Linked DNA regions of Homo sapiens: all the other regions are linked to region 3. A link is an interaction called in ENCODE POLR2A ChIA-PET data of the cell type or tissue named here. Cell type or tissue: OCI-LY7. All regions are shown on one strand. Each heading gives the region's core, and the rest is flanking DNA. Links, peaks and the distances in the headings are about the cores only.

The links. Peaks named below come from ENCODE experiments on the same cell type or tissue, not always from the same donor. Only the 100,000 strongest peaks of a DNase experiment are listed, where the experiment ranks them.
Region 1: POLR2A ChIA-PET joins it to region 3 with 48 read pairs; 9 of 35 experiments call an interaction of 5 or more read pairs at or near these places.
Region 2: POLR2A ChIA-PET joins it to region 3 with 11 read pairs; 9 of 35 experiments call an interaction of 5 or more read pairs at or near these places.

Annotation. Positions count from the first base shown.
Region 1 is chr18:3,395,982-3,406,746 of GRCh38, reverse strand. It overlaps the pseudogene RPL21P127. Among named protein-coding and RNA genes, the nearest start is that of TGIF1, 49 kb to the left of the region's middle. In OCI-LY7, for the core only: no CTCF peak of the experiment used is centred there; DNase peaks (open chromatin) are centred at 3,556, 4,656, 4,946 and 5,636; H3K4me3 peaks cover 2,515 bases; H3K27ac peaks cover 3,400 bases.
Region 2 is chr18:3,494,268-3,505,032 of GRCh38, reverse strand. DLGAP1 (DLG associated protein 1) reads left to right here. Exons shown (of 13, transcript NM_004746.4): 12 at 2,388-2,540; 13 at 5,639-9,001. The coding sequence ends at 5,848. Among named protein-coding and RNA genes, the nearest start is that of GAPLINC, 33 kb to the right of the region's middle. In OCI-LY7, for the core only: no CTCF peak of the experiment used is centred there; DNase peaks (open chromatin) are centred at 5,852, 6,172, 6,482 and 7,142; H3K4me3 peaks cover 4,254 bases; H3K27ac peaks cover 4,082 bases.
Region 3 is chr18:3,580,648-3,591,412 of GRCh38, reverse strand. DLGAP1 (DLG associated protein 1) reads left to right here. Exons shown (of 13, transcript NM_004746.4): 8 at 9,165-9,538. It also overlaps the pseudogene LOC100419892. Among named protein-coding and RNA genes, the nearest start is that of DLGAP1-AS1, 8.1 kb to the left of the region's middle. RefSeq lists an enhancer at 4,306-4,475. In OCI-LY7, for the core only: CTCF peaks have their summits at 5,175 and 5,391 (motif pointing right); DNase peaks (open chromatin) are centred at 3,962, 4,442, 5,442, 6,302 and 2 weaker places; H3K4me3 peaks cover 3,454 bases; H3K27ac peaks cover 4,608 bases.

The sequences.
Region 1 (10,765 bases), core at 2,195-7,194, 180 kb after region 3:
GTTCCTTTGGCCACGTATATGCAAATCTATAAGAAAGGTGACATTGTAGACATCAAGGGAATGGGTACTGTCCAAAAAGGAATGCCCCACAAGTGTTACCTTGGCAAAACTGGAAGAGTCTACAATGTTCCCCAGCATGCTGTTGGCATTGCATAAACAAACAAGGGCAAGATTCTTGCCAAAAGAATTAATGTGCGTATTGAGCATATTAAGCACTCTAAGAGCTGAGATAGCTTCCTGAGACGCGTGAAGGAAAATGGTCAGAAAAATAAAGAAGCCAAAGAGAAAGGCACCTGGGTTCAACTGAAGCCCCAGCCTGCTCCACCCAGAGAAGCACACTGTGTGAGAACCAATGGGAAGCAGCCTGAGCTGCTGGAACCTATTCCCCATGAATTCATGGCATCATAGGTGTTAAAAAGATAAAAGATCTCTGGACTGTCAAAAGAAAAAGAAAAAGAAAAAACAAAAGAGAAATGTAAAGAACCTATGCACTTGAAGAATCAGATACTGAATTAACCAGTCAACTGAAGCTTCCCTGCCTATGAAGCTCTTGTTATGTCAGATAGTAAATGTCTTATTTTTAAGCGTTTTGGGTTTGGTTTTCCTGCTGCTTGCAGTCAAATTATCCTAATAAGGTGGCTTTCTACTTGTTCTCCTATCTTTCTTTTTATTTGTGTATTGTTGGTATCTTTCTATTATTACAAAATCTCAAAGTTAGTGTAAGATTTTGAAAAATACTCAACTCTCTTTTTTCCTCAAGATAACTTCCTCCTAAGGCCTTTGTTGCTTGCTGCCTTGATCTGCTACACAGCTATCACCCAGGGACTTCCCTTAATTACTTACCTCATTTGAAACCACTGTTTCCTGGATCCTCGTGTCTTTTCCTTGCTTTACTCTTTTGTATTGTTGAGGCACATTGCCAATTAATTTGCAAAGAAAAGATAATGCGGGAAGTGAATTTTCTGAGCCCGTGCACATTGGGTCCTGCAGGCAGATTGGCTTCCTTCACAGATATGGTCTCTCCATGCATCCTTCTGGCTGAAATTCCCTTTATAGAGGAAGCAAAATTTTTATCTCTACCCTTTTAGGGTTTTTTGGCTGAGCCTGATACTTAAATTGACATAAGCTATAGCAGTGGAAGAAAAGCATGCACATTTATTTAATGCAAGTTTTACATGGCATGGGAGCCTTCAAAAAGGAATGGAGACTCAAGGAGGCAGTTAGAGATAAACACAGAGATACTGAAGTAGACAACGCAAAGTAAATTGTGAAAATGTGACAAGGCAAAGGAGCTTGAGCTAGGGTGGTTCATTGGACAGAGAAGTGGCTGGGAGGATAAGGATTAGTCTAACATGGTTTGTTGGTACAGATTTTCCTTGGCCTCAACTTCTTGTCCTTGATGATGATAAGAGTGATATTTTCCTTCCGGTACAGGGAGAACATTTGTCACACAGGAATTTAATCATCTGCTTTTAATAAGCAGTAGGAAGGTCAGAGTGATCTTGTTCTTGCTGTTTTTTTCAAGACCCTTAACTCAAAATAGTCTATTTGCCAGAGTGGCATATTTATTTATTTATTTATATTTTTTGAGATGGAGTCTCACTCTGTCGCCCAGGCTGGAGTGCAGTGGTGTGATCTCAGCTCACTGCAACCTCTGCCTCCCGGGTTCAAGCGATTCTCCTGCCTCAGCCTCCAGAGTAGCTGGGATTACAGGCATGCGCCACCATGCCCAGCTAATTTTGTATTTTTAGTAGAGACGGGGTTTTGTCCATGTTGGTCAGGCTGGTCTTGAACTCCCAACCTCAGGTGATCCACCTGCCTCTGCCTCCCAAAGTGCTGGGATTACAGGTGTGAGCCACTGTGCCCAGCCTGAGTGGCATATTTTGAGTTCCTTTACCTCCACTGTGTTTCTCTAGTTATCACTTCCTGCTCTGTCTTCTAGAAGTTTATTGAAAGATTTAGATCACTGATGATGATCGGTGATCATCATTAGATCTTTCTTTTCTCTTAATTGACCTTTGCCCTTAGATTCTGCCTCTTTTAATTTCTTTTTTCTTTTTTTTTTTTTGAGACGGAATCTCGCTCTGTTGCCCAGGCTGGAGTGCAGTGGTGCGATCTTGGCTCATTGCAAGCTCCGCCTCCTGGGTTCATGCCATTCTCCTGCCTCAGCCTCCCGAGTAGCTGGGACTACAGGCACCCACCACCACGCCCAGCTAATTTTATTTTGTATTTTTAGTAGAGACAGGGTTTCACCGTGTTAGCCAGGATGGTCTCGATCTCCTGACCTCGTGATCCACCCGCCTAGGCCTCCCAAAGTGCTGGGATTACAGGCATGAGCCACCATGCCCAGCCTAATTTCTTTACTATTATTTTAATGGGATCTCAGAAGGATGATCACATAAATAATATGTCATTCCCCCATACTGAATGACAAATTTTATCCCTTTCTAGTGAGACTAATACATAATTCAGACTTTTAAACTGAGTCATTAGGTTGGATAATTCACATTACAGTACTCTTGGAAAGACTATCATTTTACTATTTCTAAAAATATATATTTTTAGCATATAATTAAAGGGATAAACTTTTTATAGGGAGTTTTCATCCACCACATCTCTTGTGTGGGACACTTCCTTTCCAGAGTGTTCTTTAAACCAGGGGACTAGAGTTTCTTTGACTGAACAGAACTGTAGAGCACATAAATAAAATGGTTGTCTATTTCCCATTAACTATGAATAATTCATTTTTTTATCATTACTGACAAAAATGTTACTGAACATCCAGGTCACTAGAAGTTCAGATTTATAGATACTATTTTTTTTTTAATTATTGAAAAGAAAAAAAAGCTTTTAATTTCCTTGACCACATAAAATAATATTAACGGACTACTTAAATGAGCTCATATATACAGGTTGTAAATTAGTATTTTTTGAGAAACTATGTGTCCCATAACTTTCATATATTCACCAATCACCAATTGATGCCTTCAACAATCTTTTTTTTTTTTTTTTTTTTTTTTGAGATGGAGTCTTGCTATGTTGCTCAGGTTGGTCTCTAACTCATGGGCTCAAATTATCCTCCTGCCTCAGCCTCCTGAATAGCTGGGATTACAGGCATGCACCACCATGCCTGTATCTTATGAAGATCTTATTTCTATCATGTTGCTGAGGAAATCGGCTACCCTAATTACCCTGTGTAAAGTCACATAGGAAAGAATTGACTGGGTTGGGGTTAATTTCCATTTCTGCTGGACCCCAAAGCCTATGCCCTTTGTACTATGTCATAGACACAAAGACAGGTGGGTACATCTGTTCCCATCTGTTTTTATTCCCCAGGGTTGTGATAGCAAAATATCACAGCTGGGTGGCTTCAGAACACAGGAATTTATCATCTCATACTTCTGGAGGCTGGAAGTCTGAAATTAATGCGTTGGTAGGGCCATGCTCTCTCAAAAGCTCTAGGGAGAATCTGTGCATGCCTTTCTCTTAGTTTCTGGTGTCACAAGCAGTGCTTGGCTTGTAGCTGCATAACTCTAATCACTACCTCTGTGGTCACATGGTCACATGACATTCTTCCTGTGTGTGTCTGTCTTCACATGGTTATCATCCTGTACCAATCATAGTGGATTAGGAGGCCTCCCCATTCCAGTATGATCTCATGTTAACTAATTAGATCTTCAATGATCCTATTTCCAAATAAGGTCACATTCTGAGGTTCTGGAGATTAGGATTTCAACATATGTTTTTTGAGGGGACCCAGTTCAACCACCACACCATCTTAATTGGGTTTCCTTGTCTAAAAGGACTCGATTTCAATCACTTACTGATGAATAAATGTATGATTAGCTAAAAATTCTCAAAATTAACTCATATAAATACCTACACAATTTCCTAAAAGGAGAGTAAAATTCCTTTTGAAGGAAACCTGATGTTTTCATCTTGAATCTGTATTGGAATCATGTCATTGAAATATTTCACACTAGTGGATGGTTTTTATTTTGAGTTAAAATATTGCAAAGATTAAAATGTACCCAGGAGTTACTGTCATCACATTAGAAGTAACAGAATCACATTCATTCCTAAAAAGCATAGTCTCACAGACAAGTAGTTTTAGAGTATTAAAACAATGCATCATGATAAAAACTAGATCTTTTTAGAATGTAAAGATTTCTTTGGAGTACTTCACTCTTTGTAGAATCTGAAGAAAAACAATAACTAAAATCAGTGTGGAGTTCACCTCAGTGCTGAGTTTAATTATTGTCTTGCAAATATTTACAATACTATTGTTTTATTGCAGATGGCTCTTCCAGAAATGTCAAACTGCCCATTATGACTGGATGTACCTACTGTATACTAATATTTTCTTTCTGTTAATAGATAGCAGTTATTTCAAATATACAAACAGGATTATTTCATGTATGTAAATAATTACAGACTGTTTTTTGTTACTCAGATATCTACTGTATTCCTTATAAAAATGAATGTCAATAGAACCTGAATTCCCCGGGTCGAAACAGTGATCTCTCTGGGCTATAGCACAGGGCCCCTCTCAGATGTCTAAAACCATTAGGAGTGACAAAGCTGTACTTTCAAAAAGGCACATATTTACATATGGCTTGAATAAATAATTTTCCCTCTAGTTGCAGTTCTGTTACTTGTATGGTTTCATTTCCCTTCACTTACTATCAATCACTGTCCCCCATCACCCACAAAGACAGTCTGAGTATAAGGTAATATCATTTTCTGGTTATATACATTTCTCTTCTAAGATTCAGGATATATGGTAGTTCATGTATTTAACAAAAGTAACCTGAATGTTCCCCGGGTCCTCCAGCTTTCAACATGCTTGTGGGCATATGTATGAACTTGGGTGTGTGTATGTGGCCAAGGGAACACGTCTATTTAAAGCCTATACAAAGCAGCTGAAACTCCCACCCTACTTGTCTGCAGCAAGTCCAATTTCCTCCACAGCCGTTTCTGAGTCTCCTTCAAGGTAGGTGAGGGTTGCTTCTCTTTTTGACATTTTCTTTTTTTTTTTTTCTTTTTGAGACAGAGTCTCATTCTGTTGCCCAGGCTGGAGTGCAGTAGCATGATCTCAGCTCAGTGCAACCTCCACCTTCCAGGTTCAAGTGATTCTCCTGCCTCAGCCTCCAGAGTAGCTGGGATTACAGGCACCCACCAACACGCCTGGCAAATTTTTGTCTTTTTAGTAGAGATGGGGTTTTGCCATGTTGGCCAGGCTGGTCTTGAACTCCTGATCTCAGGTGATCCACCTGCCTTGGCCTCCCAAGATGCTGGGATTACAGGCGTGAGTCACCATGCCTGGCCATCCTCTTCACACTTTCATTCTGGTTATCTTGTCTCAGATCTTATACTCCCCACACCTCAAGGCTTCTCTGCCATTCACCTCTGGCTGTTTCATAACTATTTTTCAGCCTGCTACCCTTCTCCGTCACCTCTTCCCCTCCTACACTAGGTGCAGAGCCCTGGGCCTTATTTTTCAAAGGATGGAAGGCAAGGCTGCCATGTTTAAGACTTTACATGGGTAGAGATGGACACAAAGGAACTGTTCTGCAGAAAAGGGAACCTTAAATCTGGATATCTATTATCACTGCTAGTGCCACCCGTTGGCCACACTCCTTCAGTTGAAATCCCCTTGGGCCATCTGTTTTCCATCCTCAGCCTACCACTTTGTTGTTCAGGCTCAGTTCCTCCTTTTCATCTCCCTCACTTCTACTACTTTCAGGTATAAGAAGCAAAAATCTTGTAGAAATTATAAAGAAAATCTCTGCTCAAGACAAAGACACTCCCTGCCTTAGTCCATTTTTTGTTGCTTTAACTGAATACCTAAGACTGGTAATTTATAAAGAAAAGAAACTTATTTCTTATAGTTCTAGAGGCTGGAAAGTCCAAGAGCATTGCACCAGCCTCTGATTAAGGGCCTTCTTGCTACATGATAACATGAAAGAGAGCATCACATGGTGAGAGGGCAAGAGGGTGAGTGTCACCTGAGGCTTCTCTTCCTCTTCTCATGTAGCCACCAGTCCTGTTGTGGGTCCCCCACCCTGATGACCTCCTCTAATCCTAATTGCCTCTGAAAGGACTCATCTCCAATCAGCATTTGAATTGGGGGATTAAATTTCCAACATGTGAAGTTTGAGGGGCACATTCAAACCACAACATTCTGTACCTTTACATTATTGAAAGTTATATTAATGACAGCATTATATTATTAAACAACACCTACCATCTCAGTCTGAAATATGTGCATTCAGATTATTCAACCGCTAGCTATCCTTAAGAAAGATGAACTGAAAGGGCTCAGAAAAGTTCCCTTCTAGAACAAAATAAAAATATCTTCCAAGCTTCTACTTCAGAATACAGGCACCACTCCAGTTTTAAACTAGCACTTTAAAATTCTTTCTGCTACTGAAATTTTTTTTTTTTTGAGACAGAGTTTCACTCTTGTCACCCAGACTGCAGTGCAATGGTGTGATCTCAACTCACTGCAACCTCAGCCTCCCAGGTTCAAGCGATTCTCCTGCCTCAGCCTCCCGAGTAGCTGGGGATTACAGGCACCCACCATCATGCCTGGCTAATTTTTCTATTTTTAGTAGAGACGGGGTTTCACCGTGTTGGCCAGGCTGATCTCAAACTTCTGACATCAGTTGATACACCTGCCTCAGCCTCCCAAAGTGCTGGGATTACAGGCGTGAGCCACTGTGCCCAGTCTCTGTTACTGAAATCTTTCAACAATATCTATTTAAGATCTCTTATGGATTCTGTATTACCATATTAGTGACATGAGAGATCCCAAAGAATAGGGACTTTTTCTGGCCTCCAGAGGTTCCATGACATAAGACCACTCATTGAATTTGGATTCTAGTGCTGGCTGTGTTACGTGTTGGCTAAGTGACCTTTGACAAGTCACCTAAGCTCTCAGAACTTTAGTTATCTCACCTGTAGAAGGAGGAGAATAATACCAGCCTCAAAGTGCTTTTGGGGTTTTGTAAGAAATAAGTGAGAACAATTGTTAAAAAAAAGTAAGGACTTACACAACTGTGTGCAAATATACACTGTTACAAGAACTAAATCTTGGTTTATTCTAAGAAGTTCTTGTGATGAGCAGACATCGTGAAAAGTATTTTTTATGGATTCCAGGATGTTTCTTGAAGCTGATTAGAAGCTGGAAAGAAGAAAGGGGGACTTTTTGAAGGCAGAGTCACTCATAATATCTCTGCCCAGTTCCCCAAAGTTATGTCAGACTCCTGAGCAGATTGGGGTACTATAATTGTATTAGTCAGGATTCTCCAGAGAAACAGAACCAATAGGAGGTAGATGCAGATAAAGATGCAGCTATAGATATAGATAGGATACAGAGATTTATTATAAGAAATTGGCTCACATGATTAGGAAGCTGAGAAGTCCCAAGGTCTTGCCATCTGTAAGCTGGAGACCCAGGAAAGTCCAGTCTTAGTCTGAAGGCCTGAGATCCAGGGAAGCCCACGTTGTAAATCCCAGTCCAAGGGCAGGAGAAGACCTCCCCTAACTCAAGTAGCCAGGCTGGAAGCAAAAGGGGGCAAATTCTTCCTTCCTCCACCTTTTGTTCTTTTCAGGCTGGAAATGAATTGGATGGTGCCAACCCACATTGGAGAGAGTAATCTACTTTACCAAGTCCACTGATCCCGATGTTGATCTCAGACAGAAACACCCTCACAGGCACACCCAGAACAATATTTATTTATTTATGTTTTATTTTTTTTTTGAGATGGAATTTTGTTCTTGTTGTCCATGCTGCAGTGCAATGTGCGATCTCAGCTCACCACAACCTCCGCCTCCTGGGTTCAAGCGATTCTCCTGCCTCACTCAGCCTCCCAAGTAGCTGGGATTACAGGCACCCACAACCATGCCTGGCTAATTTTTGTGTTTTGTAGAGACAGAGTTTCACCATGTTGGCCAGGCTGGTCTCGAACTCCTGACCTCAGGGGACCTGCCCAACTGGGCCTCCTAAAGTGCTAGGATTACAGGTGTGAGGCACCATGCCCAGCCCCCCCAGAACAATATTTAATCTGAGCACCCCTGGCACAATTAAGTAACTTTAAGACATGTGAAATTAACTATCACAATAATAAACTAAAAGGGGAGGCCAAATAGCAAGCTTTCAAATGTGTGCATTGTATGAAAACTGGAGCTCCAACTGGGCGCGGTGGCTTACGCCCGCGATCCCAGCACTTTGGGAGGCCGAGGTGGGTGGATCACTTTGAGGCCAGGAGTTCAGGATCAGCCTGGGTAACACAGTGAAATCCGTCTCTACTAAAAATAGAAAAAACTAGCTGGGCATGGTGGCACACACATGTAATCCCAGCTACTCAGGAGGCTGAAGCATGAGAATTGCTTGAACCCAGGAGCTGGAGGCTGCAGTATGCTAAGATCTCACCAGTGCAGTCCAGCCTGGGTGACAGAGCAAGACCCTGTCTAAGAAAAAAAAAATTATATATATATATATATATGAAAGAAAGAAAACTGGAGCTCCAGCCTCCTGGGTAACAGCTGGGTTCCTCGATTAAAAATCTTGTCCTGACAATAGCAGCAAGACCTTGGCTAAGCTACTTAAACTTTATTTATCTCAGTCTCATAATTTGTCAAATGTGCATCCAATCACACCTGTTTCATAGTGTTTCTGTGAGGAGTCAATAAGCTAATACATCTAAGGCTTTGGGAGGGTGCATGACAATGGCATAATGCAACAAATGTTAGCCGCTATTTTATCCGAACAGCTTGAAGGTAGAGCTTATCCCAGACTGGGGGAGACTTTTCCCTTCCCCTTAAGCTCAGAATGCTTGACTTAAACCTTTGAATTTGATCATTGGACCTTATGCTTCTGCCAGCAAATGGTGGGAATTAATCCCCACAATTATTCCCTTCTCACTACCTTGCTATTTCTTTAAATGCAAGCACTCATATATTTATTGATTACTATTGCACTTGTATAAACATCTTAGTTTTTATTCACTCTGTCCTCACAGTTTGTTTTCCCGACTCTCTGCTATCATTGTGGTTCTGTCTGCAACAATACTCGACTTGTGTCTTCACTAGAGAGGGCCAGAGAAAGAAATAGAATTGTCTTACAGACAATGCTTTCATTGAACATCCTCAAACACTGTGTGTGTGCCTGTTTCTGTTGCTTTGTTGACTCATGTCCAGCTTGTGGCCCTGCCTTCTTTCCTAGACTTTCTTCCCTGTTCCATCTAATCAATGGTTTTCCAGTTTGTGTTTATGGAATGTATTCCTTCCTTATCCACAAAAATCTGCCTCCACAACCTCAAAATGTATGTGGGTGTGACAGAAGCAAACAGTAGATGTGTTGTGTCTTGGAGCCAATTTATAAGCGTAGGAGGTCCTGGGACCTGAGCATTTCATTTAGGCCCAAATATGAAAAGCTGGTATCTTTGTGGAATGATCTCAAAACTCTCTGGGGTGAGGAAATGGGAAAGGTCTATAGGCAGTTACAGGTTGAACCTGTTTGGTTTCTTTTTGCTAGAGCAAGGTGAGCACAGTTTAGGGTTTGCTTTCTCTGCTCTGAAGTTTCAGAGCTTCCATGGTGAACTTGGAAGTGAACGAGGTAACTGAGATCGACATTTCACTTTGTCTAAACAGGGGGCTACTTTGTAAGCCAGACGATCAGCCTAGCATTCCAGCCGAGAGAGGAAAGTTCTCCAAAAATCAGAGATACTTGGGAAAGCATTACCTTCCCTATGCCAACATACTTAGTAAGCTTAAAAATCATAAACCCAACAGAGGCAGCTAACTCTGCTACCAAATATTTTTACCAAAATATAAAAATCTATCATGTGTCTGTCTGCTCTGGGATCTCTCTACCTCTGGTTCTTGACACCGATGCCAAGAAGCCTATGTTTTCTTGCCTTTCTTTCCTGTTTCTGGAATTCTTTTGATTATCTCGATTTCCCTTTTTCCTTTTTTCTTTTTAGATAAGGTCTCGCCCTGTTACCCAGGCTGGAGTGCAGTGGCACAATCTTGGCTTACTGCAGCCTCAACCTCCCAGGCTCTAGCCATCCTCCTACCTCAGCCTCCTGAGCAGCTGGGACTATAGACACGTGCCACACACCCAGCTAATTTTGTATTATTTGATAGACATGAGGTTTCGCCATGTTGCCCAGGCTGGTCTCGAACTTCTGGGCTCAAGCCATCCTCCTGCCTTGGCTTCCCACAGTGTTGGGATTACACGTGTGAGCCACTGTGCCCTGACCTTTATCCGCTTTTTAACTTCATATTACCTTCTAATCATTAAAAATGCACATTATGTTCATTTACATATGATGCATTTAGAATTTTACTGTGCTTTTCTTTTTTCTTTTTTTTTTCACTTAGTATATATTTCGGGAATTTCTCCATGTAATCAAAATCTTTTGAAAATATAACTCTTGGCTGGGCGTGGTGGCTCACGCCTGTAATCCCAGCACTTTGGGAGGCCGAGGAGGGCGGATCACCTGAGGTCGGGAGTTTGAGACCAGCCTGACTAACATGGAAAAACCCCATCTCTACTAAAAATACAAAATTAGCTGGGCGTGGTAGCGCATGCCTGTAATCCCAGCTACTCGGGAGGCTGAGGCAGAAGAATTGCTTGAACCTGGGAGGCGGAGGTTGTGGTGAACCCAGATGGCACCATTGCACTCCAGCTTGGGCAACAAGAGTAAAACTCTGTCTCCAAAAAAAAAAAAAAAAAAAGGAAAGAAAGAAAAACAGA
Region 2 (10,765 bases), core at 3,388-8,387, 86 kb after region 3:
AAACACTTACTCATTATCCTAACTAGACTCCCAGGCTTAGAATGAGTAGACAAAAGTTGGCCTCTTCCAACGTAACTAAACCAAGGACCCCAGCCTCCCTTGGCTCTCCCCACTCTCCCCTCCAGCACCCACCTCTGGTCTCCAAGGCAGCATGTCTTGGATTAAGGAGTGAGCTGCCACTGTTGTGCATGGTATGTCACATGACTCACTGATTTGGAGAATGGCTGAGGCTAAACGCTTTCTCTCTGTTTCTCTATCTATCTTCTTAATGATGTGGGAGCAAAGAGATTCTTTATGAGAAGGGAACGAGTTGCCCATTATACAGAGTTAAATACATTCAAGAAAACACTGGCGGGGCGAAGTGGCTTGTACCTGTAATCCCAGCACTTGGGAGGTCGAGGCAGGAGGATCTTGTGGCCAGGAGTTCAAGACCAGCCTGAGCAACAATGTGAGACCCCATCTCTACAAAAAAACACAAAAATTAGCCAGGCATGGTGGCACACACCTGTAATCCCAGTTACTCAGGAGGCTGAGGCAGGAGAGTCGCTTGAACCTGGGAGGCAGAGGTTGCAGTGAGCTGAGATTGTACCATTGCACTCCAGCGTGGGCGACAAGAGCGACGCTATGTCTCAAAAATAAATAAATAAACAGATATATCTATAAATTTATAGTTCCCAAAGTGCCTAATAATTCTAAAGTTCATTTAAAAAATAAGTTTTAAAGTTTGTAAGTGTCTGATTCAGTATTAAAATCTATTCTAACGATGTCTGAATTAATGAAAGGGTTTCTCTGTAGTATTCTGATTTAGTAAACTAAAAAAAACTTTATAAACTTTAAAATTTATTTCTTCTAATGAACTTTAGAACTTTTGGGCACTTTAGGAACTATAAATTTATAAATATATCTATCTATCTATCTGTTTATTTATTTATTTTTGAGACAGAATGTCGCTCTTGTCACCCAGGCTGGAGTGCAATGGCACAACCTTGGCTCACTGCAATCTCCGCCTCTCAGGTCCAAGCGATTCTCTTGCCTCAGCCTCCTGAGCAGCTGGGATTACAGGTGTGCACCATCGTGCCTGGATTATTTTTGTATTTTCAGTAGAGATGGGGTTTTGCCATGTTGGCCAGGCTGGTCTCGAACTCCTGACCTCAGGTGATCCACCCACTTCGGACTCCCAAAGTGCTGGGATTACAGGCATGAGCCACCACGCCCAGACTTCATTTATTTTTATTTTGAGGTAGGCCAATAATACTGGTGCACCCAAGGACTTAAAATGTCTTTCCAATCCATTATTTTGATGGTCTTCAACCTTGTACTTTCCAAAATTCTGATATCATTTTTATTAGGGGTTAGTTTTAAAAGCATACACTGGCCTCGTGTTATCATAGGACATGGAGTTTCACAGTCTGTCCAGTTGCCTGAAATACCAAGAGGTCACCAAAACAGATACCAGCTAGGATCTCTTGACATATGGAGGCTGCCACCCGTCTAATCATGAATGCCTTTAGCTACTGCTGCAGGTAGTAATTAACAAAGAGTATGATATTTTCAGTCTCCTAGCTGTGTTTTTCCTGTCTTAGGGCATATAAATTCAGGTTTATATGTTCTGGTATCAGGGATATGTGGATGGGGCAAAGAAAGTCAATCCTGAAACACTGAAGAATGTTTACTATCACTTAGCAAATGGGTCATTACAGACATATAGATGTAGAGATGTATGTAGAGATAATGTGTTCTCACATTTGCTATATTATTTTATGGTCAATTTAAAATGAATGAATTTTCAAATGATTTTGTCAAAGCAGTCATATGATAAAATTACTTCCTATGATAAAATTACTTCCTATATTAGTAAACATCTTAATTATTAAACACATAGTGCTTGGAACATCCAATATTTTATTACTAATCATTTGTGTTTTACTTAACATGAATATTTAAACTAATCTTATTTTAGATTCCTTATCTGTTCTCTGAATAAATTGTATGGCATGTAGTGGAATACAAACTCTAATAATAATACACTGTATTTTTTTTTTCAGAAATGTCATTTTCATTTGAATATGGTGTTTTAAAATACGTCCTGTAGTAGATCACACATTCTGGAATTTTTCATATGTTTAGACCCTTCCCCCATACCATATTGAATTGATAGATGTGGTATCACAACAGAAGAGTTTTACAACCTTGACATTTGAGAATCACTGACTCAAACGGATGAGTGTATAAAATTAACATTTGTAACCTCACTTTTACCTCGTGTCGGAAAACCAAAAGGAACTAGTCCTCCTTATGTTGTTTGAAATATTTGAAAATGCCTTTTTGGCCCTGTGCTTGTCAAGAATTGCTTCTAAAGCATGAATGTTTTTCTTTCTCTTGTGCAGAATCCTAATGCTCATCCAAGACCCACCTCCCAGGATTTGGCGGGGTTTTGGGACATGCTGCAGTTGTCCATAGAAAATATTAGTATGAAATTTGATGAACTTCATCAGTTAAAGGCCAATAATTGGAAACAGATGGATCCTCTTGACAAGAAGGTAGAACAATGTAGATTTTGTATGGTTCATTTAAAAACCTGCACAAACACTGGACAGTCTAAATAGGCTTCTGCATTCAGTCCTGCTGTTTACAATGTGAAATGGAGCTGATATCATATTAATTTCATTGTAATGACAATGTTTACATAGTAATCATTTGGGATATTATCTGTAATATGTTTCAGGCATATTTTTAAAGAAAAACCTGTCTTTGTGAATTGGAAAATGGGAATGTGGCTTTTTTTGTTAATTAAACTTTAAGTTAAACCATTTTAGTCACTGGAAGGAACTGCCTCCATTTTGCTTTTTAAACTAAAATAAATGACATCTTCAGTGCATGAATCCATAGAACAAGAGTTCAACTTCCTTACACCCCTAGGATGTGTTTTCAAGAAAAATAGGATGCCCTGAAAAATAACTGACTTTGATAATCATTTCATAAATATAGTAATAAAGAAATTACTGTTGTTCAAGTCTAAAAATATATACCATAAAGTTTCACAGTAATTACATAAATGTTGGGTTTTTTTTTTTTTTTTTTTTCAAAACAGTTTTGCTTTTGGTTGATTTGCCTTGGGGAATATTGCTCACTGGGGTCCTCATGCATCAGTTTAGAAATAAAGACTTAAATTCTTTTACTTTAATTAATCAACTCTAATTTTCACATTTGATTATGGTGTTCCACGAGGCTCACACGGGTATCCAATGTCCAGCTCCCCAGGCTGGCATGTCAAACGTGACTTTTTTAACCCTTTGCTTTCCTATGGCCTCAGGTCAAATAATTCCAAGAGAATCAACCTCTGAAAATTGGAATGGCTGTTCCCTTGAAATGCTGGTGGCCCTGTTCTTTTCAGGTCCCCTCACCTACCAGAAAGCTAACAGCAATCTAATCCATTCTGCTACCGCATATCATGTTTTCAGGGTTCTTGGGGTCAATGGTCTCCCAGGAAAAATCCAGTCCCAAGGGACCATCTGTAAGTGACAGGAGGGTGATGCTCTCATCACTGTCCCCCGTTTCCAATTCTGTCACCATCAAAATGGGGGTCGTAGTGTTAAGTTGGAAAGTACTGTTGATGTACATGTGGCCTCTCACTTGGGAAGCCAAACATTTGTACCCAATCTAGTTTTCTTTAATCTGTGTTTAAAACTATCTGCTAGATAAGCTTTAAATCAGTCTTATTTTAAGAAAACACTACAAATGCACACATACTGGTAATTTAGTTTCCAGAGCTGATGCATCTAATTTTTTTTTTTTTTTTTTAAATAATCATTGTTGGCTGGGCATGGTGGCTCATGTCTGTAATCCCAGCACTTTGGGAGGCTGAGGCGGGTGGATCACTTGAGTCCAGGAGTTCAAAACCAGCCTGGGCAACAATATGGTGAAACGCCGTCTCTACAAAAAGTACAAAAATTAGCTGGGCGTGGTGGTACACACTTGTAGTGCCAGCTACTTGGGAGGCTGAGGTGGGAGGATTGCTTGAACTCGGAGAGTTTGAGTCTGCAGTGAGCCGTGGTTGCGCCACTGCACTCCAGCCTGGGTGACAGAGCGAGAGCTTGTCTCAATAATAATAATAATAGTAATCATTGTTTAAAAAATCCAAATGTATAAGGAAAGGAAAATGACTAAAAAATATCCAATATTCATATTTCTAAAAATATCCACTGAGTTATTCCACAATGAAGATTTAAAATGTCTAAAAGAAGAGATGCTAAGAATTGATATATGTAACCTATTGATATTTACATAGTAAATCATTAGTTAGCTTGATTTTTACGGTTTTTAATGGACTTTGCCTGTGATCAGAGCTTTTCATCACCCCATGAACCTGAGGAGAAAAATGAACAAGCACAATCAGAGTTGGGAGAATATAGTTTGCACTCCAGGCTCTCCTTTTTTCTCTTTTAAGCCACACAGACTCCACCTTAGACAGCCGGTGGGGTAGCTCCAGGGTGAGAAGTTGAACTAGGCACTTGCTCTGGCAAGCAGGGAGGAATTGCTGTGCTGAGCATTGGTGTTAAGATACAAAGAGTACTCTTTGGAGAATCACCGAAACTATATTTTAAGATAATGTTCACGCTTCATTTTATGAGAATGGAGGGTATTTTATTTAAAATGAAAACATCAGTTTTATGTGCACCCTTTCACAGTCTACAACTTCAACCTTCTTTGCCTAAAAATCCTTTGTGGTCTAGACGCCATTCTTTCCTGCTGCATTTTTTTTAATGCCAAAGAGATGACTGTCTTTTGTTTTTGCAGTGGCATTGAAAATATCCGCCCATTTCATAGTTTGCTGCTGATAAGAGGAATGACCTCTTTCATCCTGTGTCAACTTTTCATGGCACAGTTTCTGCCCCTGTGATTGGAATTGCTTCCTGGGCCACCACAGTTATCCCGAGGCCCCTAGTCAGAGTCACCTTGGAACTGACTTAATTAACTCTCGAGTGTAGGAAATATCAATGGCCTCCCTCTCCCGTGACCCTGTATATTGTATATTGCTTGTGTGTTCGTGTGTGGTGTGCAAAAGGGTCTAACCTGGTGTAGCACCAACAAAGCTAAAGAACACAATCTGATATCTCTTCTTCCTCCTCTGTTTATTTAGGTTTGGTGGGAAGGGGACGGTGGGCGGGCCGGGGACAGAGCGGAGATGTTTTTAAGCTCTGAACCAAGCTTGCACCCGGTGACTTGCATCCTTAGAGGGGATGCAGGGGTTCTAAGATGCTGCTGCAGCCGCTGCTTCCTGGCCCATCTCTGGCACCAGGAGGAGTCTGGAGTCTCCAGAGAGAACCGCACTCAATGTGCTGGGAGCCGCAGGCTTTCCGCAGGGGGCCTTTAAAATACCCACTTCCTTCCCTTGGAGAGACCTAGTTCTGCAACCCAGCCTTACCCTGGGCCTTAAGCTTACCGGGATTTTTTTTTTTCTGCATCTTTTGAATGCCCAAGCCAGAATAATGAAGAAAAAAGTAGATATGCAGTGTGCAGATCAGAACTAACCACCCCTAGGTAAAAAACTGTGTGTTCTAACTACTGACCTATCCCAGTTTTTCCCAAGCTTGTCCTGAGAAGCTGTGTAATGTCCTGAACCTTCTGCTTTGATCAGGAGAGAAGGGCCCCTCCTCCAGTGCCAAAGAAGCCGGCGAAGGGCCCCGCGCCGCTGATCCGGGAGCGCTCGCTGGAGAGCTCGCAGCGCCAGGAGGCCCGCAAGCGCCTGATGGCCGCCAAGCGCGCCGCGTCCGTCCGCCAGAACTCGGCCACCGAGAGCGCCGAGAGCATCGAGATCTACATCCCCGAGGCGCAGACCCGGCTCTGAGCGCCCCGCAGCCCGGCCGCCGCCGCCAAGCATCTGTCCCCTCCTCCCCCGGCCGCTCCTCTGCCGGCTGCCTCTCCCCCTCCGAGCCCGTCCGCTCCCGAGCTCGGTGACTTCCACTGTCGCGGTGTAGTTGTCCACCTCGCAGGAGCCGCCCCCCGGGCCCCCCTCAGCCCCCCACTTCCCGTACCCGTTTGCCCATCTCCTTCTTCACCGAGCTTCGCCCCCTGTCCTGATGCCGTCGCCCTGCCTCATACTGAGATCCAACCCTTTATTTTCTGGGCAAAGCCAAACCCACCTGTGTAGAAGTGATGCCTTTAGGTCACCCGCCGTCCTCAGTTCTCTCGAGCTAGTCTGTTCAGCAATATAAAACCATAGGGTATTTCAGAAATCCAGTATCACAGGGTGATCCTTTGGGACTTACCGTCTTCCACGTGAAAGAAACTAGGCCTCCGATTCCCTTTATTTCCCCTAAATGGTTATTCTTTTAAAAAAGCAGATGGAGCACTTTATTCCCAACCTCAGAAATCACACCATCTCACTGGAATCCATGAGGGACACAGAGAGAGGGGACCAAGCCTGGCCTGGGGGTGGGGGACCTGGATGTGTAGCAAGGATGGGAGAAGCGAAATCTGCAGGTGCTGGGGGCACCTGCACACTCACAGCTGCACAAACTGCCTCACTGTTACTTCATCAATCACAGCTTCAAATGTCTCAATCAGCAGAAGATTGTAAATTCGATCTTTCAGGGAAATTAATCTATTCTGAAAGGCAATAACATGAAGCAAGGCAAAGGAGGCACTGATGGTTTAGTATACTACATAAGGGATTTTTTTGTTCTATTATTAAGAAAATCTAGACCTGAAATGTTTTCTCAACTCTTATTGTACTGTGTATATTTATATTGTTGTCGTGGCGGCTGTTTTTAAAGGGAAAGTGTTGGTTCTATTAATTTGTTAAGTGTCCATCCAGGTGGGCCTACCTGATTCCACATATATAAGTACATATCTGCTTATAAAGCGCTGTAAATGGCAGCAAGGCTGTTTTTGGAGAAGAGTTTGGGTTTTCCTACCATCCCTTTGAATGCTACACATCCGTCTATTTTAACCCAAGTAGTTCGTATTTCAGATATATTTTCTCCTTTCATCTCCTCTCACTACTGCAGAGTCCAGTAATACCTAGCATAGGATTCTGTCCTGTGTCAAATGGCTAAAATAAATTTTTGCCCCAATAGACATGCTGCCTCATTCAAAAGAGCTGCCGCTGTCATCTTGAGGTTCCAGGTAGTGAGAGAAGAAACTCGACCTGCCAGGGTCAACAGCCATGAAGAGGTGGGGGGAGTCATGATTCATAAACACTGAAAGAAGTCAAGGCTTTTGGCAGAGAGTGTTGATTTAGATTTTTAGTCTTGATTGATGGGCAGTATGCATCGGTGTCTAGCTGAAGTTGTCTTTAAATGCCCTTACTCGTCACAGTTTAAACACTTAGGATGTGGCAATCTTAAGTATCAATGGCATTTTATGTCCAGCTAACATCCTAAAGCATTAGAAATTAAAAACGAAAGACTTTTAAAAACATACATCAAACATGCTTGCACCAGAGAAGCTTTTTAAAATAATACACTCTCATAGCCAGGTGCTAATTTAATTTTACTTATGAAATTAAGAGAGGTGATGGGTTCTAGCAACAGATATTTTCACGGACATATTCTAAAACCACTAGAGAATTCGCTACCTCTCAGAGCCATCGATGCTTTGAGCTACCTTTATAAACAGGGCACAAATGTTTACTGCTGTGGTTTACAAGAAAAGGGCTACTCACTTATTTTGAAACCAACGAACCAACTTTTAACTAGGGTGAACAAAGCACTCAAAGTGCTTTGTGAAATTGGAGCATACAGAGATTTTGAGCTTCAAGTATTTGCTAGTTTTAAAAAGAATACACCTTTTCTTTACCTTGTAGCAGCAATTAAAAGTCACACAAAGCTTGCATCGAGTAGGGCCAACTGCCACTTGGGTAGCCTATGGTCACATTCAATACTGAGAATGACTTGGAACTCACAGATTAATATGAAAGAAGCAGCGTTCATCCCAAGACCCATGCTCACAATTACAGCTCCGTGCCCTGAGGTAGAGTTGAGATTTGGATTAAGAAATAGATTTCTAATACGACTCAAGATCATCCTACAATATTTTCTTTGGAAACTAATTTAGCCCATGATATTTTAAAGAGAGACAAGAGAAGGCCTATTTATCTTGTCTAAGTGAACGGCATTTGTATATTCATAAGCTATTTTTGGTAAGAATTTTAAATCTTTTAGCTCAAGGCCTACAGGGCATCATGATCTTTGCCTTCCTTGAAAATACAATTTAAATTGTACAAACACTTTATAAAAAGCTAATTATTGGTGTTAGAACATGACCCCACACAATGCTGCTTGACCCCTGAAACTGACATTCATGAGCATAACCTTTGTTACATTGTTCTTTTTGATGTAATTTGTAGAAATGTTTTTTAGTTCGTAATGGAAAATGTATGTACCCTGAAAAATTACTTATTTTGTTTAACTTTGGTATAAAGGTGTTGGGCATTTTCTTGGGGAGGGGGGGATTACAAAAGAAGTTTGTCTCCCACATCAAAAAACGTTCAAAGAAATTAAGTATTTATTATATTTTTTGCAGATGTTTCCATACAATTCACATAACCTTTTTGTAAAGAGAGATGAAGAAATGGATTAAAGATTTTTAATATTTGAAATGGTAAATAGAACTAATTTATTGTAATATATTTCTGTTATTTATAGATGTTTCCTTAATGTTTTACTGTGCATTACCACTTTCATTTAAGCCTTATCCTTGTGAATTTACCATTTCTTTTTTAAAACATGTCTAGATGCATATTTTAAATAACTGGAATGTAAATCACTAGCATATCTGAATTCCCAAATGTAATTTTTAAAAATTATTTTGGTTTGGAAAAAAAAGATTCATTTGAAAGCCTTCAGATGGAGGGGTGGGAACATTTTTATGGCTTTATGAATTGGAATTTCATAGGCTTATTTACCTAGATTGTGTGTGAACAAAAAAATATTGTAAATAGATGAATGTTTCCCATAATGTAAAAAGAAGAAATTAATAAAATAATTAATGCACTGCTTTCAGGTCTGTGTGTTTTTACTAGAGTCCCACTTCTTCCAAAATATGCTTTATTGTCTTTTGACGGGAATACTTCTGCAATTAAGAAGCGTATCATTCTAACTTTCACTGTACAGCACGTGTGCTATTCGTTGTTGATGACGTAGGGAGAACTTACATCCTGTTTAAAGGGGTTTCAATACCGAAGAACTAAAAAGTCCTTTTACTCTGATAATCCCACTCGTGAAGTTTCAGTTCAGAAGCTGAGAATAACTGTCTATCTTATGAAGGAGTGATGAGCCTTTCAAATGTGCAAATTCATGTCAGTTTTACCTACTTTGATTTCTTTGCATACATTTCATCCACTTTGTTTCCTACACAACTCTCAAGTGTAGGGAAAATCAGAAAAATGCTTTGTGGCTTCCATTCCATCCTTGCAATAATGAAAAACTGTGCCTCACTGAGGTTTAGTGACTTGCCCAATGTGCCACAATGATTAAAAGACAGATCTGAGTCCAGAACCCAAGGCTTTATTGAGCTCCTTTAGTGCCGTCTCTGTCATTCTTGCCACATTTAAAATTGGTAATTATTTGCCATTGTCAATTTTATCTGGTTTTCATTTAGGTCATATTTGTAAACCTTACTTTATATAAAAAAATACAAATTTGGCCAGGCGCAGTGGCTCACGCCTGTAATCCCAGCACTTTGGGAGGCCGAGGTGGGTGAATCACCTGAGGTCAAAAATTTGAGACCAGCCCGGCCAACATGGTGAAACCGCGCCTCCACTAAAAATACAAAAATTAGCCAGGCATGGTGGCACATGCCTGTAATCCCAGCTACTCGGGAGGCTGAGTGAGGCAGGAGAAACGCTTGAACCCAAGAGGTGGAGGCTGCAGTGAGCTGGGATCGCACCACTGTACTCCAACCTGGGTGACAGAACGAGACTCTGTCTCAAAAAAAAAAAATACAAATTGACCCCCAAAAAGGGTAAATTAGAATTTTTTATGATGTGGACTTGCACTTATTTGTTGCCTGAAAATGCCACAACTCTAAAATTTGTTTCCACAGTGCTTTGTCCTAATCCCCACCAACTTTTCACCGACATGCAACAACCTTGGAAATTAGTAAGCACAGGAGCCACTTTTTCTGATTTTTGTACATAAGCAAGACCTATGCCAGTCACCAGAATAACACACTGTACTTTTGAAACTGCTTTGAAAGAGGAATGATCAGGTGACTGAATCTCTGTGAGGTTACAAAGGCCTCATCGCTTTGGTTCGTGCACTGACTATTCATGTAGTCTGAACCGTGATTACACTTTTTGCCTTTTCACAAATTAGTTCATCTGTTTCATCGGGGCTCTTTAAACATTTTAGCTAATCCCATAACAAAATGAGTCAGCTTTTGCATGTAGAAATCTGAATTTCAGTGAAGCCATTTCCCATATCACAGAGTCTACTCTCCAAAAAAAAAAAAAGTGTAATTTAGGTTTTATATAGAAATTGAACAAAATTGTTTGTTCCGAAAATGACTTTTCTTTTTATATCTTTGAAATCCACCCCTTGAGAATATAAACTGATTTTGCTTTAAATAAATGACATCTTAAAAATCAAAGCGTCTGAATGTGTTCATTCTCGAATGCCATTGATACTAAAGGGTGCTGAAATTTACCTTGGGTTTGCTCAATAGGTTGTTTGACTTGCAGCTGCTAAGCCAAGATCGAATCAACTCATTTTGCAAACAAACTAGTGGCCCTGTCTGAAAACCCTCTCTCAGCTCTAATTCA
Region 3 (10,765 bases), core at 3,475-8,474:
ACAGGCCTAGGTCCATACTTCTAATCCTACATGCCTTTCCTGAAATAGACACCTTACCTGACATTACAACCATAAGTCCAATCGTTCCCATTCTGTATTTCTACAATAGAAATACATTTATGTCCCCAGTTTAGGTCCTTCCAAGTTTCTTTTTTTTCTTTTGGCCTCTTCACATCATTTTGTTTTCTAAAATAGCCTGTGGCTTCAAGTTACCTCTTGAATATATTCTTAATCTCACTTGTACTACCTCTGCCCTGTTCCCTGGATTTGCAAATGTTCTTTTCAGTGCTTCTCAGCCTATCTCTGGTAAGGGACCAGTTTGTTTGTTTGCCCTCAATCTGCTGCAGATTAGTGCTTTGGTAAAATGCAACAAAAAAGAATTACTAGAAAGAGGACTTTTTTTTTAAGACATACAAAAAACAAACCCATAATTTTTGTTTTGTTTTGTTTTGTTTTTAGATTCAACAGGTAAAACACTCTATAAAATTGCTATAAAAGTTTCTAAACACTTACATTCAATTTTCTTTGTTTTTTTTTTTAGACGGGGTTTCATTCTTGTTGCCCAGGCTGGAGTGCAATGGCACCGTCTCGGCTCACTACAACCTCTGCGGCTCACTGCAACCTCTACCTCCCGGGTTCAAGCAATTCTCCTGCTTCAGCCTCCTGAGTAGCTGGGATTACAGGCATGTGCCACCACCCCCGGCTAATTTTTGTATTTTTAGTAGAGACAGGGTTTCACCATGTTCGCCAGGATGGTCTCAAACTCCTGACCCCAGGTGATCCACTGGCCTCGACCTCCCAGAGTGCTGGGATTACAGGTGTGGGCCACCGTACCTGACCCTACACTCAATTTTCATAGCATGTGTCACCCTGCACTGTGACACAGTTTGCAAACGGGCACCACTCTGCAGACCAGGCTTTGAATAACCCTGCTCTGTACACACAGGGGTGTTGGAAATGCTTAACAACCGGCTCTCTGATTGAAGAAAATCCACAGGGGGGAACCTGGATTTCAGGCATTTGCTGATTTCCATGGTGTAAATACACCAAGGTCAACAATTTCAAGCTAACAGTGAAAAGTGACTGAATACAGAGGTAGAAAGAAATGTGCACAATCGAGCTTAGCAAGCTGAGAAGGGCCAGTTCCAGCACGCTTCTGTCAACCCCATTAGATTTTAAAAATCTTTTTAATAAAGCCCTTTTGGCCAGGCACAGTGACTCACACGTGTAATCCCAACACTTTGGGAGGCTAAGGGAGCTGGATCACCTGAGGTCAGGAGTTCGAGACCAGCCTGACCAACATGGTGAAACCCCATCTCTATTAAATAAAAAAAATTAGCCTGGTGTGGTGGCACATGCCTGTAATCCCAGCTACTCAGGAGGCTGAAGCAGGAGAATTGCTTGAACCTGGGAGGTGGATGTTGCAGTGAGCCGAGACGGTGCCATTGCGCTCCAGCCTGGGCAACAAGAGCGAAACTCTGTCTCAAATAAAGAAATAAAGGCCTTCTTTTTGAGGGCTTGTTGAACAACTGCTGATCACCTGGACCAAATCGGGAGAACTTTGCCCTCAGCAGATTTTAGACAGTGGACCAAGGCAGCCCTTCTCTCTGGTAGTCTTCATCTCAGTAAGATGACACCATCTGATAGAACTCACAGCAAATCCAAGGTTGCTTTCCCCATGAGCTCTGTGTAGGCGCTGCCACTTCTCAAGGATGATCAAATCACAGCTTGCTTGATAATAGCTGCACTTAATAACAACGCCTTGGGGTAACAACATGTTTACATCAAAAAGATGTTACTTGACTCTGGGACATCTGCATATATATCTATATATAATTTAATTTATATATAAGTTTAATTACTTTGTCTTATTGTGTTTTTATTTGTGGTTCCTTATGGACTTGCTCTCTCATGTTTTAAAGAATTTCTAAAATGCAGTAATCAGGAACTGCTAAATAGTTGCTCTACATAGCTTATGGTGTATGATCCATTCGCTTAGCTGGTAAGGGTTTATGAATAAAAAGGCACAAAAAGGGAGTTTGATCTCACATCTGTTTTGTGGCCGCCTGACACTTGTGTGCTGTTAAACTTGAAGGATAACCAGAGTGGAAAGAGAGTCTGGATAATTTGCCAGAACATCTTCACCACTACAGAATAAAATAATCTCTGGCCCAGGCCTTCCTGAAGCTTGCAACACTTTCTTTTTTTCTTTTTTTTCTTTTTTTCAGACGGAGTTTCATTCTGTCGCCCAGGCTGGAGTGCAGAGGTACGATCTTGGCTCACTGCAACCTCTGCCTCTTGGGTTCAAGCAGTTCTCCCGCCTCAGCCTCCCAAATAGCTGGGATTACAGGCGCCTGCCACCACGCTGGGTTAATTTTTTTTTATATATTTTTAGTAGAGACGGGGTTTCACCATGTTGACCAGGCTGGTTTCGAACTCGCGACCTCAAATTATCCCCTGCCTTGGCCTCCTAAAGTGCCAGGATTACAGGCATAAGCCACCGCGCCTGGCCGCATTATCTTTCCATACAAATGTAGGCAATATTCAATCATGAGCTAGCTCGAAGCTGAAATGATAGGAATGTGTTGTTTTCTCTATAATGTCTTTCTTTCTTTTTTCTTTTTTTTTTTTTTGAGATGGAGTCTCGCTCTGTCGCTCAGGCTGGAGTGCAGTGGCGCGATCTTGGCTCACTGCAACCTCCGCCTCCCGGGCTCAAGCAATTCTCCTGCCTCAGCCTCCTGAGTAGCTGGGAATACAGGCACACACCACCACGCCTGGCTAATTTTTGTATTTTTAGTAGAGATGGGGTTTCAACATGTTGGCCAGGATGGTCTTGATCTCCTGACCTTGTGATCCACCTGCCTCAGCATCCCAAAGTGCTGGGATTACAGGAGCGAGCCACCGCACTCTGCCGTATAATGTCTTTCTTAAAAATATAACTTTTTTTTTTTTTGAGACGGAGTTTCATTCTTATTGCCCAGGCTGGAGTGCAATGGCGCAATCTCGGCTCACCGCAACCTCCGCCTCCCAGGTTCAAGTGATTCTCCTGCCTCAGCCTCCCGAGTAGCTGGGGTTAGATGCATGTGCTGCCACGCCTGACTAATTTTGTATTTTTAGTAGAGATGGGGTTCCTCCATGTTGTTCAGGCTGGTCTCGAACTCCCAACCTCAGGTGATCTGGCCGCCTCAGCCTCCCAAAGTTCTGGGATTACAGGCGTGAGCCACAGCGCCCGGCCCCAAAAATATATAACTTCTTAAATGTAAATACCAACCTCTGGTCTCTCTGTGCACTACAGTATCCACTGAATGAAAATGTCACTGAAATCTGCAGCTCTAGTTCTGCAACTCTCTCATAAATGGATAAGAGTCCTTTCAGCCAGATGAGGAAAAAAATAATTTCATTTGAAATGAACAAAAAACTTATCAGGGCAAAGGAAAGCAGTAATGGTGATAAAAAATACAGCATCATTTCTTTTTTCAAGTTCCACTTACATTTTAAAAATCATTGTTTTTGAGAACGTCATTCTGTGTCTGGAATTTATTCCTTCTTGTGGGTTCCTGGTCTTGCTGACTTCAAGAATGAAGCCGCGGACCCTCATGGTGAGTGTTACAGCTCTTAAAGCTGGTGTGTGCGGAGTTGTTTGTTCCTCCCGGTGGGTTAGTGGTCTCGCTGACTTCAGGAATGAAGCCACAGACCCTCACAATGAGTGTTACAGCTCATAAAGGTAGTGTGGACCCAAAGAGTGAGCAGCAGCAAGATTTATTGTGAAGAGCGAAAGAACAAAGCTTCCACAGCATGGAAGGGGACCCAAGCGGGATTGCTGCTGCTGGCTGGGGTGGCCAACTTTTATTCCCTTATTTGTCCCCGCCCACGTCCTGCTGATTGATCCGTTTTACAGAGTGTTGATTGGTCCGTTTTTACAGAGTGCCGATTGGTGCGTTTACAATCCTTTAGCTAGACACAGGTGCTGATTGGTGCGTTTACAATCCTTTAGCTAGAAAAGTTCTCCAAGTCCCCACTCGACCCAGGAAGTCCAGCTGGCTTCACCTCTCAATTCTTGCAGGGAGCGGTGGCTCATGCCTGTAATCCCAGCACTTTGGGAGGCCGAGGCAGGTGAATCACCTGAGGTCAGGGGTTTGAGACTAGCCTGGCCAACATGGTGAAACTCTGTCTCTACTAAACCCACAAAAATTAGCCAGGCATGGTGGCGCAGGCCTGTAATCCCACCTACTCCAGAGGCTGAGGCAGGAGAATTGCTTGAACCCGGGAGGCAGAGGTTGCAGTGAGCCGAGATTGCACCATTGCACCTGGGCGACAAGAGCGAAACTCCGTCTCAAAATAAAAAGAGAACGTCACTCTTAAACAAATCAGATGTTTCACTTACTGTATAGAAACTGCTCGTTTTCTCTTTTTCTCTTTCTCATTTTCTCTTTCTGTTTTGACCAGGCAAGACAAACATATTGGCTGGTGTTTCACCCTCCTTCAGTCTCACTCTTATGTGTCACACACCTGCTGGTGCTCAGACCTTCTCAGTGGGTTCTAAATCTTTCCTGGCACTGAATTCTGAGAGTAGAACTGAAACCAACCAACCAACAAACAAAATACCCTTAGGAGAGAAGTGTGGGTTTAGGGCTTAGCAAATCTAGGAAAGGGGGATGTTGGGGAAAATGGAAGGATTTCGTTGTATGAGTTTTGGAGTGCAGAAGAATTGGAAAATGAAGAAGGGGAACTATGGGGAAGTGTGAGTTGTGATTTGAATCCCTTTCCTCTCCTTCAAATGGCAATCTTAAGCCGGGCATGGTGGCATGCGCCCGTTGTGCCACCTATTCAGCAGGCAGAGGGGGAGGATCTCTTAAATCTGGGAGTTCAAGGCCAGCGTACACAGCACAGTGAGATCCCGTCTGTAGTTGAAAAAAAAAAAGCAGTCATGAAGATTTGAATTCCTTTTACCTTCCTAGCCCATGACTGGACAGTGCCGCTCACTGCAGTGAAGCCTCATAATAACGAGTAAAGTCCCTCAGCATAACAGCATGGGAGATGGTTCCTGTCCTTAAGTCTCATAATAATGAGTAATGCCCCTCCGTATAACAACATGGGAGATGGTTCCTTTCCTTAAGCCTCATAATAATGAGTAATGTCCCTCCGTATAACAACATGGGAGATGGTTCCTGCCCTCCATTCAGCTCCCTTATTCGAAGTTGGGGGGGATCTCAAAATCTTATCTTCTTTGGGTGTTGGGGGCTGGACCACCCTGTTGGAGAAGCCATGTCTCCAGTATTCTCCCTGTCCAGTCTAACCATGGTAGATGTCAAGCATTACTGGAACTCTGCCAATGTCCCTGTTGAGCAAGGTATCCAGAGTTATCCCTATCGATAGCGAAGATGAGCTGACAACAGCCACCAGGTGGCGTCCAATTGCAGTTGGCCTGGGGAGTGTAGGAGCCGCACTGGAGGCTCAGTCCCCAAGGTCAGTCATGCGTTGGAAACAATGTGAACTAGCCCCTCCCACCCCCACTTATCACATCATGGCAGGATTTTTACTGTATGTCACAGCAAATCAAATGATTCCATATTTGGCTGAATTATCTAGCTTTTTTTTGGAGGGGGACTGTTTGGTTTTGTTTTCTAATTGTGTAGAGATGGGATCTCGTTATCTTGCCCAGGCTGGTCTGCAACTCCTGGACTCAAGCAGTCCTCCCACCATAGTCTCCCAAAACGCTGGGATGACAGGTGTGAACCACTGTGCCTGGCCTCACTGTCCAGTTTGGATTATCCACACTAAAAGAAGAAACCAAGGAGAGCTAACAAGAAGCAATACATAATCCAAAAGATCAGACATTTGATGTTGGAATATGTTATTTAGCTTCTTGAAATATCAGTGGGCGGAATGTCCTGAGAATCCATTTTGAACAAAATAGTGAGTTCACGTTGTAAAGACATGTCTTAGGAGAAGTGGTACAATGCTGTAGTTTCATTCAATTTTAGCAGGGAGAGGTTCTATCCTAATTATGGCTCCCACCCACTCTGGGTCTTCAGCTGAATCACTGAGATGAGCGTTACTCCCAGCAGGACTACCATCACTCATGCCTCTCTGGGAACCAGAGCTCCACCATGGTTTGGATGCAAGAAACTAAATTGAGTGAGGCAAGATATTTACAATGTATATGCACTGGCATTGTTTAGCCAGAGGCTTAGCTGTGGGCTAGTGGGAAGAACCTGAGGCTGGCTGGCTCGCTCCTGACTCTGCACCTTGCAAGCACTGTATTTTCCCTGAGTCGTATTTCCTGTCAGGTGCATTAGCTAAAAAATGAGGAAGTCGACACTTATTGTTGAGCTGCATTCAAATGATAAAGATGGGCCGGGCATGGCATAGTGGCTAATGCCTCTAATCCCAGCACTTTGAGAGGCCAAGATGGGAGGATCGCTTGAAGCCAGGGGTTCAAGACCAGCCTGGGCAACACAACAAGACCCCCATCTCTACAAAAAATAAAAAATTAGCTGGATGTGGTGGTGCACACCTGTTAGTCCCAGCTGCTCAAGAGATTGAAGTGGGAGGATTGCTTGAGCCTAGGAGATCGAGGCTGCAGTGAGCCATGATCGTGCCACTGCCTTCCAACCTGATGACAGAGTGAGACCCTATCTCTAAAAAAAAGAGAGATGAAGTTGTGTGTTTCATGAGTCAACATAGATGGGAAGTTCTCCTGGGCTGGGCCTCTGCCAGTCATCCACCCAGGGAATGAGGGGTGACTGCCTCTATGTCATGCACCTTGTCTTTCCCCATCCCAGAGTCCATATGATATTGTAATGAGACATTTGCTTGATTTATTCCTCCAATACTCAGGCAATCCCTGGGAAATAGCCAAACATTATTGTCTCCATCTATTTTATGGTTAAGGAAATTACTCCAAATCATAGGCCACTGAAACAGCAGGACAGCATAATAGAGTCCTTTTGTTTATTGTTCATTATAGGGTGTTTCCTCTGAGTGGCCAGAGGAAACATCTTCAATGTTGAAGCAAGTATTTCATTCAGTGAGATGGCCTGAGTTGGCAGCTGGAACTGTAGGTAACAAGTTGGGACTGCATGGCCAGGTCTAGCTGATGTGATGGAGCCACAGTGACACCACCTGTGAGAGTGGGTGGGCTGGGGTGGGGTGGGGAGGAAATGATGGAAGCATAATTATTTGAATGAATTTATAATAGCTGCTTAAGGAATTGTGCTTCACTGACCGGAGTCCCACTTGGAAACTTAATTCATTTTTGATCCTTATTTTCTTAAATCATGCTTTACAAATGAGAAACTGAAAGCCAACGTGTAAAGCTTCTTCAAAACCCTCAGCGTTGTAATCAAATGGCTAGAGGGAGGGGCTGAGGCTGCTGTCGGGAGCCTCCAAATAGACCTTGACCCCCTTGTACGGGTCCAAAATTGTACTCAGCAGCCTAGATTCAGGCCCCCACCATTTTTTTTAGACCGAATCTTGCTCTGTGGCCTAGGCTGGAGTGCAGTGGCACGATCTCAGCTCACTGCAACCTCCTCCCCCCAGGTTCAAGCAATTCTGCTACCTCAGTCTCCCAAGTGGCTGGGATTACAGGCATGCACCACCACACCCGGCTAATTTTTGTATTTTTAGTACAGATGAGGTTTCACCATGTTGACCAGGCTCGTCTCAAACTCCTGACCTCAGGTGATCCACCCGCCTGGGCCTCCCAAAGTGCTGGGATTACAGGCGAGAGCCACCACACCCAGTCAGATTCAGGCCCTTGACTTGACCAAGTTGCCCTAAAGAAAGACACTTTAGGGAGTGACTCATACAGACCAAACCCACGAAGACTGATTTATAAGCTAGCATGTGGATTAATTTCTACAATAGGAGACTTTTGTACAGTGTAAATACTCTCAGTGAGTAGTTCTGCTCAGAAACAAGCAAAAATTAAACAAAAGAAGTTTATATAGTGAGAGTTTATCCAGAAAAAGACAGAGAGAGAGATAGGCAAGGTGGAAGTGAAGAAGGAAGACAGAGAGGAGGAGGAAGGGGAAAGACAAGAAAGAGGGAGACGGAGAGAGAGAGAGAAGGAAAAGGAAGGATGACAAGACAGGTAGACAGAGAAAAGAAAAAGACTGAAGGAGGGAAGGAAGGAAAGAAGGGAAGGAGGTGGGGAAACACAGAGGGACAGAGAGAGAAAGGGAGGGAGGGAGGAGGGAAGGAAGGAAGGAAGGAAGGAAGGAAGGTAGGTAGGTAGGTAGGTAGGTAGGTAGGTAGGTAGGTAGGTCGGTCAGTCAGGCAGAAAGACAGAAAGGTGGGAAGTGGCCGGGCCCGGTGGCTCACGCTTGTAATCCCAGCACTTCTATGTGTCTGTCTGTCAGGATATAGGCAACAGCTTCCTCTTCTGTCCTTTGAAAGGAGGCCTAAGGGAGAGGATCTCTTGAGCCCAGAGTTCAAGACCAGCCTGGGCAACACAGAGAGACCTCCTCTCTATTTTTTAAAAATATTTTTACAGGAAGGAGGGAAAAAGGAAAAGCAGGGAGGAAGAAAGGAAAGAAGGAAGGAAGGAGGGAGGGAGGGAGGGGGGAGGGAGGAAAGAAGGAAGGAAGGAACTGGCTTCGATAAACAAGTTGCAGCAGCTACCATGGCGTGTGTACCCTTCTCCCCCAGACACCTCGTCCTTGTTATTAGGATCAGAACACGCATCCTCACAACCTCTTTGCCTTCCTTTTTTCTTTTTCCATATTTATTATCAACCACTAAAATCTCTTCTAATGAGTTACTCTGTTTAATATTAGCTATATTTAGTTTTTTCCCTGAAGACAGAAACTCCCCTCACCTTTTCTATGTGCCTATACAATTTGTTGGCTGGGAAGGTTTCGACAGAGGGCTAATCGTATCTAGTTTATGTTGATTCATATTAATTTCCATTTTAGAAACTTCCATTTCAGAGATTGATATTTCCCGGTGTTTTTCTCCCTCAGTTTTGTGGAGGTGTCACCTCAGAGGAGACCCAAACCACCTCCGGAGAGCAGGGGTCTCAGCCTGTCAATGGAACTTGTTTTCCTGTTAAATGTCTCAGTGTGTTTCATGTGCCCTAATTCCCAATGGCTGTCAGTTACAATATCAGAAATTAAAACCCACGCAGAAATCACATTGTCTTTGTTTTCACTGTCTTCCAGTGTCATCTTGCATTACAACATATAAGAAGACACCACCTCCAGTCCCACCCAGAACTACCACGAAACCTTTCATTTCTATCACAGCCCAGAGTAGCACAGAGTCAGCCCAGGATGCCTACATGGACGGACAGGGCCAGCGAGGAGATATTATCAGCCAGTCTGGACTCAGCAACTCCACCGAGAGCCTGGACAGTATGAAGGCTCTGACAGCCGCCATCGAAGCTGCAAACGCCCAGATCCATGGCCCTGCCAGTCAACACATGGGCAATAACACTGCCACCGTCACCACCACGACTACCATAGCCACCGTCACCACGGAGGACAGGAAGAAGGACCACTTTAAGAAAAATCGATGCCTGTCTATCGGGATACAGGTAACAGCCTCCCTTTCTATCCTTTGAAATAGGAACTTAAAACTAAGGAATGTAACACTTTTTGTTTCCCCGGAAGATTTGCTTTCTTGCCGCTTGGAATCATAGATCTATGCATAGGACCAGATTTTCAAGTGATTGGCTGTGGACTCCGTATACTGTTAAATGTGACCAAGATTATGAAAGTATTTTCTTTTCTTTTTTTTTTTTTTTCATGGTGAGAAGATTTTTTTATTTGAAATATAGTCTGAGCAACATGAGTGTAGCCAAGAGGAGTAGGGGCTGGCCTGCCTGGGGCAGCAGCCTCTCAAATGGCACGAGAGCAGTACAAATATTCCAATGTCTGTGTGCCCCAACCCCACCTGTCAGGAAAGGCAGAACAGCAGAACAAAGACCCACCCACAGCGCCTTCTCAAGGGGTCTGGTTCTTGGTGCCTGCCTGCCTTTGCCTTACCTCCTGCTCTGCCCAGGTTCCAAACAGAGGTGTGCAGCAGAGGCTTCTCCCACCTCACCCACAGAGACATGATAAGCCAGTGTGACAATTAGTTCTCAGGACTATTTTGAGGGAAAAGAATCAGAGAAGACAGGGAGGAGGGCCAAGGTGATCAAGGGCCTCACCAAACCAGACTAGGCAGAGCTCTCCCAGAGGGACTGTGTCAGCACCCCTCATTTCCCTCCTTCTCAGGATCTAAAGGCAGGAAGGAGAGCTGGTGTCTGCAGGAAAACAGGGCTCTGAGGAGCGCCCTGGCTGAAGGCAGCAAGCGGGAACCTCCCAGAAGAGCACAGCCGCTGTGGGGTTCAAGCCTAGTTGACAGCATTGGGGTTGGGCCACATAAGCAGCCTGGGGTTGGAAGGACACAGACAGGAGATGGGGTACCAAGAAGCAGCAAAAAGCCGTAAATAACAGAAGCAAATTCAGAGCTGTGAGGGTCCCGGCCGACCCCACATTTCCTGGGGCTGGGGGATACCCAGCACTGGCAGCTCAGGGCAGACGCTACTGCAGGGTACAACCGGCCACACTCACCCCGGGGGCAGAGCCTTTTATTTTCCACGGTCCGCACGGCAGGTGGAAGACGCTTCGGCACCACCCCTGACCATGCACACTGCAAAGTCTCCGGTCACACCTGAGGGGATGGTGCGTGGCTGTCCTGGTCCTGAGAGGCCTGTGGTTGACTGTGATCATTGTGGCCACCGTCGTCCTCAGGGGCCGGGCCCAGCAATCTCCTCGCC